2 separate regions of the Homo sapiens genome follow, and region 2 is linked to region 1. The links are chromatin contacts, found by Hi-C or POLR2A ChIA-PET in ENCODE. All regions are on one chromosome and are shown on one strand. Each heading gives the region's core, a stretch centred on a gene start or an enhancer-like site at or near the end of the contact. The rest is flanking DNA. Distances are from core to core; before and after follow the strand shown.

Region 1 (6,953 bases), core at 2,501-5,000:
GGATTCAACCAACCTCAGGTGGAAAATATTTCGAAGGAAAACAACAATAAATAATACAAAATGTAAAATACAATATAGCAACTATGTGCTAGCATTTACATTGTATTAGGTATTCTAAGTAATCTAGATATGATTTAAAGTATAAGGGAGGATGTGCGTAGTTTACAGGCAAATACGACACCATTTAATATCAGCAACCCAAGCATCTGTGGATTTTGGTATCCCAGGAGGGTCCTGGAACCAATCCCCTGTGGATACTGAGAGATGACTATATTATTTAGGGTGCTACTCAGACTGCATCTTATAAAGGTGAAGAACCATATCCAAGTCACTGAATTGTAGCTACATTATCTTCAGTAAGTCCCAACGGCAAGAAGCAAGCACGTCCCAGTCTTGGAACAGGGAGTCATGTCTTCTAAGATAGAGGAGCTAGATAGAGAAAGAGGGTTGGAACAGGGCTTTCTACTTTTCTGGGCACCTCTCCAAAGGTTTCTGCCACATAGCCACAATTATGTCTTTTTCCCTCCCAAGTCAGAAAGCAATTTCCCTTAAAGCCCTAAGTTTTTCCCCCAACTTAATCCCCTTACAAACTGAGTAGTACCAAAAATTATGTCCATTTTATTGTATTTTAGAGATGGGGTCTTGCTATGTTTCCCAGGCTTGTCTTGAACTCCTGGGTTCAAGCAATCCTCCTGCCTCGGCCTCCCAAAGTTCTGGGATTACAGGCAGGAGCCACCGCGCCTGGCTTATGTCCAATTTTGGAGGGTCTCTGGCTGCTGCATATAAATATTACCAAATATGTAATAGAATTACATTTCATTTCCTCCAACCCTGGGGTGACATACACGTTTTGTTTCTAATTCACAGTAAAGAGGGACTAGGGGACAGTGAAATTATTATTTCATACGATACTTGAATGGCAGGGAAATAGCAAAAACTTGTTAAATCATTTCAGAAATATCTAGTGGCCGGGTAAGAGTTGTCAACTTTTTGGTGCTTGAGGTGCATTTTTGAATACTAGAACTTGTGGCTCTCCTGTAAGGATTAAATGCTTCAGGTGTTACCACACTAGTATTCATCAGGGTGTTTGAGGAGAGCATCTGCTGCCATGGCCGAGTTCTCTCACATAGTTACACAGCAAAGTTCTTACGTGTTGCAGGAAACAATCTATCTGTGGCCCTGGCTTCATGTTACAGTCACCTCTTCACTCCTGCTGTTTGCATCTGCTCTTCCCCATCTGCAGCACCGGTCATCTTAACATTCTGGCAGTCACTGCCACAGAAGTACATGTCCCCAATTTGTGGCAAAATTTTGCACATCCACAATTTAAAGACACGTGTTCTCAGCACACTATTATGCTGCAGCACTGTGGTTGTAAAGTTAGAATAGAAAGCAGCTCACTGACAGTATCAGTTCACGTTGAAAATGAAACTTCAAAATACAAGTTTGAATATTCTTTTGCTGCTAGCACCTTTTATAACACAAAGTACTTAGGAATCACATCTGATATACAGTAGTCATCAGAAAAATTATCGCTTTCAAACAGCTAATACTTTATAATGAAAAGCATGTTAGAATTGCCGGGGGAGGAGTGGGAGAAGGACGCAGTGGGGAGAGGATAGATTCTGGATATATATACACACACACACATATATACACACACACACATATATATATACACACACACAAACACACACTTTTTTTTTTTTTTTTTTTTTTTTGAGATAGAGTCTTGCCCTGTCGCCCAGGCTGGAGTGCTGTGGCACAATCACGGCTTACTGCAGGCTTGACCTCCCCTCAAGCAATCCTCCCACCTCAGCCTCTCTGGTACCTGGGACTACAGGCATGCACCACTAGGCCCAGCTGATTTTTTTTGTAGAGATGGGTTTTCAGCATGTGGCCCAGGCTGGTCTCAAACTCCTGGGCTCAAGCAATCCACCCACCTCGGCCTCCCAAAGTGCTGGGATATTGCAGGCATGAGCCACCGCGCTTAGCCTGAGATTCTGGTAATATTCTATTGAGTTGAGTGGGATGGTGGCTATACATGAGTATTCATTTGACTTATTTAACTCCAAATATATGTCATTCTCTTGCATATATAATTTACATGTTTTTAAAAGCATATGGGACCTGAGAACCTAATATTGAAAGAAAACTCCAGTTTCACTCAGACTGTCTTTGAGAGAGGCAGACAAGCCTAACTTCAGTGGTGACTGATGTCTGAGGCATGTAACAGTAGCACGAGGCTGTGCCTAGCATCCATGGTTTCCTTTTATGCTGATAACTGAAAATCTCAATTACTTTAGGAAACAGGGCTGTCATTTAGAACACAAGAGCATAAAAGGGTCTTCCCAGTAGTCCACTCAGTCTAGTGTCCTGTCTGACAATGGCATCCAGAAATGTTTTTGTGAAAGAGCATAACTGGGTCATAAACCCAGCATGCCAGACCCAGCTCTGCACCAATGGGGAGGCAATTGTCAAGCATTCAATTGTGTAAAGCATTATGTTGAGCCAGTACAACAAGAATCGCAGAATAAAGATAGCCCCACAAATACGGAAGACAATAGGGATGGTATTTTTCACTGTGCTATTAGGGAGAAAAATGAGAAAAACATAATTAGAGTGAGGACAGAGGCAGCGTAGTATAGAGGTAGAGAGCAGGCTGGGCGTGGTGTCTCACGCCTGTAATCCCAGCATTTTGGGAGGCTGAGGTGGGAGGATCACTTGAGGTCAGGAGTTTGAGACCAGCCTGGCCAACGTGGTGAAACCTCATCTCTACTAAAAATACAAAAATTAGCTGGGCGTGGTGGTGCGTGCCTGTAGCGCCAGCTACTTGGGAGGCTGAGACAGAAGAATTGCTTGAACCTGGGAGGCGGAGGTTGCAGTGAGCCGAGATAGTGCTACTGCACTCCAGCCTGGGCGACACAGCGAGACTCCATCTCAAAAAAAAAAAAAAAAAAAAAAACAAAAGAAAACAAACAAACAAACAAAAACAGAGGTAAAGAGCACAGGTTCTGGAACCTGGCCAGCTGTGTTTAAATCGTGACTCCACTGCTTACTACATAGATCACACTGGCTGAATTACTTAACCTTGTAGTGCCTTTGCTTATTCAGCTATAAAATGAGGGCCGGGCGTGGTGGCTCACGCCTGTAATCCCAGCACTTTGGGAGGCCGAGGCGGGCGGATCACCTGAGGTTAGGAGTTTGAGACCAGTCTGGCCAACGGGGTTTCAACCCCATCTCTGCTAAAAAATATAAAAATTAGCTAGGCGTGGTGGTGGGCACCTGTAATCCCAGCTACTCGGGAGGCTGAGGCGGGAGAATCACTTAAACCCAGGAGGTGGAGGTTGCAGTGAGCCACGATCACGCCATTGCACTCCAGCCTGGGCAACAAAAATGAAACTCCACACAAAAAAATAAAAAATAAAATAAAATGAGGATTACACTCATGCCTAACTCCACAGGGTTACGAGAATTAAATGAAGTCATCCATGTGAAGCAGTTGGCACCTGACATCAGATGTGAGCTTATCATGGGAGCTGAAAGGCATTTTTCTAGGTATTGGGCCTACAAGAGTGTTACAGTTTAGCAGAAGAAACAGAAAAATAGGCAGGTGTGATGTTACTGATGCAGGAGGCACGGATTGCTCTGAGTACACCCGAGGAGCACCTAATAGTGAAACAGCTACCATTTGTTGAACACTAGTGATGTCTCAGACAGTCACCCACATGCTTTGTTTTCTGTTTTCTCCCTTAGCAATGCCCTATAAGCCCCGCCCCTTACCCAAGGCCTTTACTCACACTCACTGTGTCCTCACAACAACATAAGCAAGGGGTAAAAATTCACAGCCTGTGGAGTGCAGAGCCATGCTCTTTCCCCTTTATCACGCAGGGCACCATTAATATTTTAAGGCACTTCAGAAAAAGACCTGTCTCGGAGAAAGAGAGTCCAAAAGAACATCTGTCTCCTCACCTCACGCTACTTTGCACCTGGCCATATTTCCAAATCAATTCCACACCCTGTTTGAAAGCAGCTCACCTTGGGGATGGATTAGAAAAATCGCAAGCCCCAGGCCTGGGTATGTGAGTGAGTTTCGGCAACAGATGAAGGGCAGGCAGGCGCCCCGTCTGGGGAGGAAGTCCAGTGTCACAATTGTACCTCTGAGTAGCTGTGTTCCCAACATTCCAGAGAACAGCTCCACCCTGGAACAGCTTTCATGAGTTATCCGCACTGACGTCAGCCACATACCTGTGAACACGACTTGCTTCTTGGCTGCCCACAGCTGCACTATTCCTTCTTGCTGGGTTTTGGGAGTACACATGAGCTATTCATTACAGAGTTTCAGGCCCACTAGCAACTCTGAATACCTCATATTCTAAAAGAGCACGGCTTTTCCCAGCTCATTTGGGATTACATGAGAGATTAGCCTGTGTCCACGAAGGCCAACAACTACTCTGACTGGGGAATCGGCAAGAGAAGGCTTCCTGGAATGAGTCTCGAGGGATTTGAGCTTTGGACAAAGGAGTTGATAAGATTTTGTCCTAGGACAAAGAAAGATAGAACAGGCCTAAGATAAATGAGCAAAGATATTTTAGCACCTAGGTTTTAGTCGTTCAACTTACTGGTATGTATGTATTTATTACTTATTTTTATTTATTTTTTTGAGACGGAGTCTCACTTTGTCACCCAGGCTGGAGTGCAGTGGCACAAGCTTAGCTCATTGCAACCTTTGCCTCCCGGATTCAAGCAATTCTCCTGCCTCAGCCTCCCGAGTAGCTGGGATTACACAGGCACCTGCCACCACACCTGGCTAATTTTTGTATTTGTAGTAGAGATGGGGTTTCACTCCATGTTGGCCAGGCTGGTCTCAAACCCCTGACCTCAGGTGATCTGCCCGCCTCAGCCTCCCAAAGTGTTGGGATTACAGGTGGGAGCCACTGCGCCTGGCCTATTTATTTTTTATTTATTTATTTTATTTTATTAGATGGAGTCTCGCTCTGTCGCCAGGCTGGAGTGCAGTGGTGCAATCTCAGCTCACTGCAACCTCCACCTCCCGGGTTCAAGCAGTTCTCCTGCCTCAGCCTCCTGAGTAGCTGGGACTACAGGTGCGTACCACCATGCCCAGCTAATTTTTGTATTTTTAGTAGAGATGGGGTTTCACCATGTTGGCCAGGATGGTCTCGATCTCTTGACCTCATAATCCGCCTGCCTCAGCCTCCCAAAGTGCTGGGATTACAGGTGTGAGCCACTGTGCCCGGCCTATTTATTTTATTATTATTATTTCTGGGGGACAAGGTCTTGCCCTGTCACCCAGGCTGGAGTGCAGTGGCTCGATCATAGCTCACTGCAGCCTCAAACTCCCTGGCTCAAGCGATACTCCCTCCCACCTCAGCCTCCTGAGTAGCTAGGGCTACTGGTGTGAGCAACTAACTGGTATTTTTTTACTACTTACTCTGTGCCACATCCTGGAAATTCAATACTGAACAAGTTAAATGGTTTCTGCCCTTGTGTAGTTTACAAGCTAGTGGAAGAGACAATCACTAAATAATATAAATTACATTTGTAATGAGCGATGGGGAAATAATGTGTAACAGTATTCTGGAGTCAAGGAAAGCTCACCAGAGGAAATGACATTTGAGCTGAAATTTGACAGCTGAGCAGGATTCAGGCTGGAGATATGCTTAGGGAAGGGTGCAAGAAGAGACTGCAAAAAGGGCAAGGGGGAGAGACAATCCTGTATGCAGGATGGTATGGGTCAGGAGCAGCAATACCTGCCTATATGTTGATAGTGTTGGGGCCAGAGGATGTGAAACGGAGCATGATAGGGTAGAAGACCTATGATTGGCTCTGTTTCTGTCCCTATATTCTGTCTACTAGATTAAGTTAGCTGTTCTCCCATCTACAATACAGAGAGCTCCAATAAACTCAGTTTTAAGTTTTAGGATCCCTTGGCTCTCCAGGCTAACCATATGAGGGAGACGCTTCGCACGGAGATTTGGGTTTCCTGGTGTTCTATTAGGCATATTTTTCCAGCCAGGTGGAAGAGGAAGTCTTTCTGGGTTTTTTTTTGTTTTTCTTTTTGTTTTTTTGAGACAGAGTTTCGCTCTTGTCACCCAGGCTGGAGTGCAATGGTGCGATCTCAGCTCACTACAACCTCCGCCTCCCGAGTTCAAGTGATTCTTCTGCCTCAGCCTCCCGAGTAGCTGGGATTACAGGCATGTGCCTCCACATCCGGCTACTTTTTGTATTTTTAGTAGAGACAGGGTTTCACCATGTTGGCTAGGCTGGTCTCGAACTCCTGACCTCAGGTGATCCACCCACCTCAGCCTCCCAAAGTGCTGGGATTACAAGCTTGAGCCACCACGCCTTGCCTGAAGTCTCCTTTTTATGAACCTAATATCTTTCAACGTGCCTAATATTTGTCAAAGAATTAGTCTCAGCACTGTGCTGTTTAGGGGATGGGACATTATTCCTGTATTTACTCAAAAGGAGAAATTAGAAAAACCCTTGATTGCATAATTTAGTCAGCTCATACCCCAAGTCACTTCAATTTCCCTATCTTGCTTCTTGTTATTGTTTTTAAAAATAGGCTGGGCGCAGTGGCTCACGCCTGTAATCCTAGCACTTTGGGAGGCTGAGGTGGGCAGATTGCCTGAGCTCAGGAGTTCGAGATCAGCCTGGGCAACATGGTGAAACCCTGTCTCTACTAAAATACAAAAAATTAGTCAGGCATGGTGGCGTGTGCCTGTAGTCCCAGCAACTCGGGAGGCTGAGGCAGGAGAATTGCTTGAACCTGGGAGGCGGAGGTTGCAGTGAGCCAAGATCACACCACTGCATTCCAGCCTGGGTGACAGAGTGAGACCAAAAAAAGCAAAAAACAAAAAACAAAAAAACAAACCAGAAAAGTGGGATGTTTATACTTTATAAAAGGTACCCGGAGGAATTTCAGTTCA
Region 2 (6,953 bases), core at 2,969-5,468, 320 kb after region 1:
GAAATTCTGACAGGGAGAGCCATCATCAAGGAGCAGTTTTCTTTAGGAAACAGTTCTACTAAAAAACAACACGGGAACAGAAGTAATTAAAAATGTTCAATACATTAAATGCAGGACTGTGACTCCATAGTGCCATTTAGTATGCCTGGTATTATAGGATATAAAAACTAACCCCCCAACTACGGAATGCTAAGCTGACACCCAAGACAGTAAAAGCCTCCCACTACTCAATATCCCACACTGTCTTCTGGTTGTACCAAAAAGTAAACAACCAGAGAATGATTTCACCTCCTAAAAAAAAGCACTGACACTTCAAAGGGGCTCTCCTCAGTTTTAGTTTCTTGTTTTCTGCAGGTAAATCTTCAGTTTCTTGGTTAGCCACTTCTGACTTTTCCCCCTTTGCTCCCCTTTTCCCTTTTGTTTGCACTTTTTTGTCTGAAGATTTATCCTTTCCTGCTGCTTTCTCAGCTTCGTTTCCACTTTTGCAGGAGCAGGTTCAGCTGATAAGCGTGCCGATCTCCTCTTGGGCTCTTCCTCTGTGGCCCATTCAGTGGAGCTGACCTTCCTCTTGGGCATCCTGGCTGCAGGGAAGGCGTGTGCCAAGCGCCTGCGAGGCATAGTGCATCTAGAGCCTCAGCAAAGCCGGGCTGCCTGGCTGCTGCCACGCCTCTCCCAAACTCTTTAATTGTTAAATTTTTTGTTTGTTTGTTTGTTTGAGGGAGTCTCACTTTATTGCCCAGGCTGGAGTGCTGTGGCACGATCTTGGCTCACTATAGCCTCTGCCTCCCGGGTTCAAGTGATTCTCCTGCCTCAGCCTCCCAAGTAGCTGGGATTACAGGCATTAACCCTTGCACCTGGCCGGAAGTTTTAAACTGTTATATGATCTGTCAAAATGCTTTCCTCTACGGTTTATAAAGGTTCTCCCCACTCCAAGATTATGTAAATAGCCACCCATATTTTCTTTGACACATTTAATCATTAATCCATTTGGAGTGTGTATGATAAATAATTTTTGCAAAAAAGAATAACAGCCCATTGTTTTTGTTTTTCTATGTCAACATGTCAGGTTTCATAATTATCCTTTACAATGGCTCCATAATTAATTGCCGATACCCCATTTTTGGTAACTAGATGAAATATTTGAGAAAGCCACGCTACAAGTGGATTAAGTAGAGGACTGCTAAATACGATTTTTAAAAATTTTAATTAAAAATAATTTTATAAGCTCTACCAACTTAAAAACATGTAGCCTCAAGTAAAAAGAACATGTATTACAACTTACCAACTGATCTGTTATCCATTTTCCTTCCATAGCTTTTAACACTCTGTGAGGAAAAGAGACAGAAAATAAGCTCTTAAAAATAATAAAATTCTGTGAAGTTCAAAAATGTAAAATCAAACACTTAAAATTAAGTCCTTAGAAATGGCTAGAAATATCAAAACGGGACTTAGCATTTAAAGTGTTTTCCAAATTCCCTGTTCTCTGCAATTTTTTTCATCTCCTTCCTTTTGTAGTTCTGAATATTGCTAAGAGCCTTTCTACAAATGTCCACAATAAATCTGCCTAACAGTCTTAGCCTTTGTCCTCAGTCATCATCAGTAACTGCCATCCGTCATAATTCATAGCAATAGTTACAAGAGAATTAATGATCTAATAGTTCCCAAAGAAATGATACATGCCAGCATCTCCACATATTGGTTCTATGGAATAAAATGTTCTATGGGAAAAATAAAGTTTTTGTGTTTGAGTAATTAGGGAAATTGCAGAGTTAAATAAATTCAAGCAAGTTTCTCTAATACAGAATATCCTGGTAGATTTAAATTGCTCATGAATGTGTTTATCAGACCACTGCAAACTCTAGAGAAGCTTGGGTTACACTTTGGGAATCAGTGGCCTGAGCATTAACTGTTTTCATCGGGGGTGTGAGACATCCACGTTGGCATGGTTTGGGGAGATGCCACAAAAGAGACAACCCTTTTAGAACCTTGAGAGTTGGGCAGGGCGTGCTCAGAGAAGAGGAAAAGCACTGAGGTAAAGAGAAACTGAATGAAGGCACAAGAGATGCAAACCTCTAGGGTGCATCTAGGGAGCAGGTTTTATACCAGAAGGTTCTATAGGACAATTCTCAATCCTAGGGGGTCAGAGATTCATCAGGGGTGCCTGTTAATAACTCAGATTCCCACCATTCCCCCCCACAAAAAAAACAAACCTCAGATTCCTAGGCCTCTCCCCAGAGCTACTGAATCAGAATCTCTGAGGATAGGATTCCAAGAATCTGAATTTTTAACCATTAACTCAGCTAATGAATTCTGATACAGGTAATGTGCAGACCATATGTTGTAAAATACTGATATGGACAAAAGAAGAATGGTAAATGGAAGCAGTAATGTCCTATGGGAGCCACCAGCACTAATTTAAGTCTACTAATCATGCTGACTGTCCTGGACCCACACATCAATTATCAGTGCCAGGGATTTGATTCACTGAGTATCTACTGTATACCACACACCGGATCTGAGGCCAGTATTTTCTAGAAACTTGGTAACTTCTCCTGCTTTACCTCTCCCACATGCACTCCTTTCCTACACTTTAAGAGGTTGTATCCTAAATTCAGTAAGTTAGCAATCCGTATATCTGCATACCACAGCACTGAATTCAACCAAATGTTGACTAGATCACCTCCACAAATTAAAAGACAAAACAAAACACTCACTCTTTCTGAAATTCTTCTTGCTTGCTCTTAAGTCGGCTTAACCTTTCCTTCTTGTCGATAAACCTGTAACAAAAAAATTCAATGTCTTATTTAAATGGTCATTTTTTCAGTTCAATGAGACTATGCAAATTCCCAAGAACCAATCATTCTGCAGAGTCATGTGAAAATGTCATTGTCCTGATAGTAAATACACGTCTTCTCAACGGGGTGCACACAACTGCTAACCATTTGGTTCTTTTAAAACTAAGCTCAAATCCTCAACTTTAAAATTATTTCCTGTGTTTATAAAATATGTCTATAGATATCTTCCGCCCAGATTAAATTATTTGTCAAAACAGGCACATCAGAACACTAAAGTGAATTTGAATTCAAGGAAATTGATGCTTTCACTAGAAAACAAATTTTAATTACTAATCTGGATTCAATCCTGCTCTCTCCTATAAACTGATTCCTTATAATAAATTTTTAAAAATTGTAGACTTTTTTTCACTAATTTTATTGCTAGTTATCATAGGCTAAAAAATTACTTGTAAAAGTTATCAAAAAGAAGAGGTATCACATTGCAGTAATTCTTTTTTTTTTTTTTTTTTTTTTGAGATGGAGTCTCATTCTGTCACCCAGGCTGGGGTGTAGTGGTGCGATCTTGGCTCACTGCAAGCTCCGCCTCCTGGGCTCACGCCATTCTCCCGCCTCAGCCTCCCAAGCAGCTGGGACTACAGGCGCCTGCCACCATGCCCAGCTAATTTTGTTTTTGTATTTTTAGTAGAGACGGGGTTTCACTGTGTTAGCAAGGATGGTCTCGATCTCCTGACCTGGTGGTCTGCCCGCCTCTGCCTCCCAAAGTGCTGGGCTTACAGGTGTGAGCCACCGCGCCCAGCATAGTTATTATTTTCTATTTGCCAGTTTTCTATCTTTATTTTCTTCTTGCCAACTTACTTGGGTTTTTTGTTTTTGTTTTTGTTTTCTTTTTGCAGTTTAAGGTGATAACTCAGGTCAATTTTAAACTTCTATTCCTTTTAAATATAATCACATGAAGTTTAAAATCTCCTTCTATGCACTGTTATAGCTATATCCTAAGATTTGATATTGTGTATTTTCATTATCATTTAGTTTGAAACTTTTAATCTTCCATAAGAATCCTTCTTTTACCCATCCATTATTTAGAAGCATATTGTTTAATTTTCAGATATACAGGCTTTTCTAGGTAGCTTACTGTTATTGTTTCTAATTTAATTCATTCTGATGTAGTTACAAAATATATTGTGTGATTTCGATCTTGTAACCTGAGACTGTCTTATGGCTTTGCATATGGTATGCCGTGGAGAAAGTTCCACGCGTACTTGAAATAACGTGTATTCTACAGCTGTTGGGCAGTGTTCTATAAATGTCTTCTAGATCTGTGCTGTTCAATGTGGTAGCCACCAGCCACACATGGCTACTGAGTGCCTAAGATGTGGCTTGCTGCTTAATAAGGGCATGGACAAAAAAAAAAAAATTGTATGACTAACATCATACAACTGACTGTGGAGTGAACGTGACCCACTGACCATTTTCAAGGGAACAGGGATAATGACTCATGCTGCAGTAACATGATGTGGTGTTCAAGAATAGGCTTTTGGCTATTTCCCAGCAAAAAGGAAAACAATTCAACAGGCCATAACAGACCTAAAAATATTCTGGACAAAGAAGTCTTTCTAAAATACTATTTCTGTAATCCCATGTTGGAAACATACCCCAAGATGTCTGCTTCTAAGAGGAATAAATAAAATGGTCTAATCATGACCCTAACAAATTTAATAGTCACTGAAAATGCACAATATACATTAAACAGAAAAAGCAAATAGGCAATATTATATGTGACAGAATTATATACTTATAATGTGACTATTTAAATTTAAATTAATTAAAATTATATTAAAAGTTCAGTTCCTCAGTTGTACTGCCATCCACATTCCAACAGCCACATATGACTTACCGGATGGTGTACATACAGAACATTCCCATCATTGTGGAAAGTTCTACTGAATAGCACTGTAATGTCCAGTAAGGTGGCAACAGCATGAACCAGTATTAGAAAACTCAGAAACCAATGTGGAATGTGGATGAACCCATAGATTCATCAGTCAGTCTATCAGGCATTTACTATGTACCTGCAACACAAAACAAGGCATCCTCCAGAATACTAAGAAATCTAATTATAAATTCTCCTGCAGTTGACTGTGAATTCTTGGACCTATCACTTGTTATATGCTTCTGTTTCCTTGTATCAAAAATGAGAGACTAATATAGTATTTACTTTTATATCAGTGAGACAACAGGGTGATTTATGTTCTGATAATTAGAAAATAATAAACTCACAAGTTAGCAATCTCAAACCATGCAAAGGACTGACAGGGAAAATCAAATCTTGACTTCAGAGGCCATAAAAGTTCTCCTTTGAGGTCTGTTGTAAAAATGCCACTTTGCTCTAAAACAAATTGGGAAGACAGACAACTGTGTCTAGCTTAATAGTGAGCTGGTTGATTTTCTTGGACTTTGTTAAAAACACAAAAGAAACAAACTCTTACAAATATACAGATGGCAGCAGGAATAACAAACAAAAGATAAGTCCTAGTGTATCAAATATTGAAAGGAATGGCAAAAACAGCAATTACTTTTGCACCAACCTAATACTTCATGAGTCACGTCCTCCTTCATGAAAGAAATCAAAAATAGGTGGTGTCAGTAAAGCAAAAGAGCAAATGATACCAAACCACATGCGTGGGTCAGGGCTGCAACTGCTCACTCAGTCACTCATCCAGGCTCTGCAGTCTCCATCCCACCACTCACAGAAGGAGATAAAAAATTCATTCCACAAGTCTGTGCTTTCTCAATACAGCTTCCAAGAGGTGAAAAATAGAGTATCACTATATTCAAACCAAATTTAATGATACATATTATATATATAGTTTTTAAAAGTGTGTGTAGGGGGATCCATATTTCACATATTGTTTTCCAAATTGCAGCTGTCACATAAAGTATCTTGGTCTCTTTTTCCATGCCAGAACATATTGATCTAATTCACTAATAGGTACACGGCATTTCACTGGATGGACACCATATAATTTATTTATATAAACCTCTACAGGTGAACACCATTCTTCCTTCCAAATTTTCACTATGATCAGTAACGATACAAGTGAATAGCCTAGTGCACTTTTATAGGCTTTCAAGTTTCTCCATGAGAAATTCCTACAAATAAAATAAACTGGGCCGGTGCGGTGGCTCACACCTGTAATCGCAGCACTTTGGGAGGCCAAGGCGGGTGGATCACCTGAGGTCAGGAGTTCGAGACCAGCCAGGCCAACATGGCGAAACTCTGTCTCTACTAAAAATACAAAAAATTAGCCAGGTGTGGTGGCGGGCACCTGTAATCCCAGCTACTTGGGAGGCTGAGGCAGGAGAATTGCTTGAACCCGGGAAGCGGAGGTTGCAGTGAGCTGAGATTACGTCACTGCACTCCAGCCTGGGTGACAGAGTGAGACTGTCTCAAATAAATAAATAAAATAAAATAAAATAAAATAAAATAAAATAAAATAAAATAAAATAAACTGCTTAGTCAAAGAATATTTACAGCAAAATTGTGGGCAATCCTCAAATTTCCTCTAAAACACTTTATACAGTTTACAACCCCACCAACAGCACCTGTTTTCTCACACTCTCCCCAAACACTGGACATTTCTTTTTATTCTTTGCTAATCTGATTGGCCTCCCATCCCTCCCTCTGAGAGATGGTTTGTAATTCATTTATTTGCATTTATTTCATTATGAGAAAGTTTGAACAACTTTTCATATTTTACTGGCTACTGATTTTTCTTGTTATTTCCCTATGTCCTTCATCCAATTTTTTATAGTTTTTTTTTTCCTTTGAGGATTATTTAGCAGGGAAATTGGCCATTTTTATTTCACACAAATTATTTTTTCTATTTTCATGTTACTTATGTTTCTGCTCTACAGAATTTTCTGAACTTTTATGTAGGCATACATCTTTTTGTTGTTGTTGTTTAATGACACTAGTTTTTGTGCTGTTTTCTGAAAGAAATCTGCCAGTGAACCTGTTCCATGCCTGGCTCTTACAACACTATTTTCCGTATTTTCTCTCCCAATTAAAAAAGTCTTCTATATTATTCACTAAATTATTCCATACTTATATGATTTGGGTTGTTCCCCCCTAAAAAGTATTCTCTCAAATGAACTTTG

What was found. A loop is a pair of places that touch in the nucleus more often than their neighbours do. ChIA-PET counts read pairs that join two places held with the same protein, here RNA polymerase II (POLR2A). Pooled maps may share reads with other maps.
Region 2: a loop to region 1 is called in a pooled map, with 1.8 times the contacts of the local background. The contact joins two enhancer-like sites. A Hi-C loop is called at or near these places in 3 of 50 pooled maps. POLR2A ChIA-PET finds 5 or more read pairs at or near these places in 3 of 52 experiments (H1, PC-9 and activated CD4-positive, alpha-beta T cell).

What each region holds. Positions count from the first base shown.
Region 1 is chr14:55,073,606-55,080,558 of GRCh38, forward strand. No RefSeq gene overlaps it. Among named protein-coding and RNA genes, the nearest start is that of MAPK1IP1L, 25 kb to the left of the region's middle. RefSeq lists enhancers at 987-1,116, 3,660-4,859, 3,778-4,277, 4,300-4,801, 4,802-5,303. Within about 2 kb of position 3,751, at least 11 of the 41 ENCODE cell types and tissues checked have a DNase peak (open chromatin) inside an H3K27ac peak, as active enhancers do; they include PC-9, where a contact is called at or near this core.
Region 2 is chr14:55,394,658-55,401,610 of GRCh38, forward strand. It overlaps ATG14 (autophagy related 14), which reads right to left. Exons shown (of 10, transcript NM_014924.5): 2 at 2,715-2,777; 3 at 1,283-1,325. It also overlaps a transcript of FBXO34 not described here and the pseudogene HMGN1P1. Among named protein-coding and RNA genes, the nearest start is that of ATG14, 14 kb to the right of the region's middle. Within about 2 kb of position 4,219, at least 5 of the 41 ENCODE cell types and tissues checked have a DNase peak (open chromatin) inside an H3K27ac peak, as active enhancers do; they include PC-9, where a contact is called at or near this core.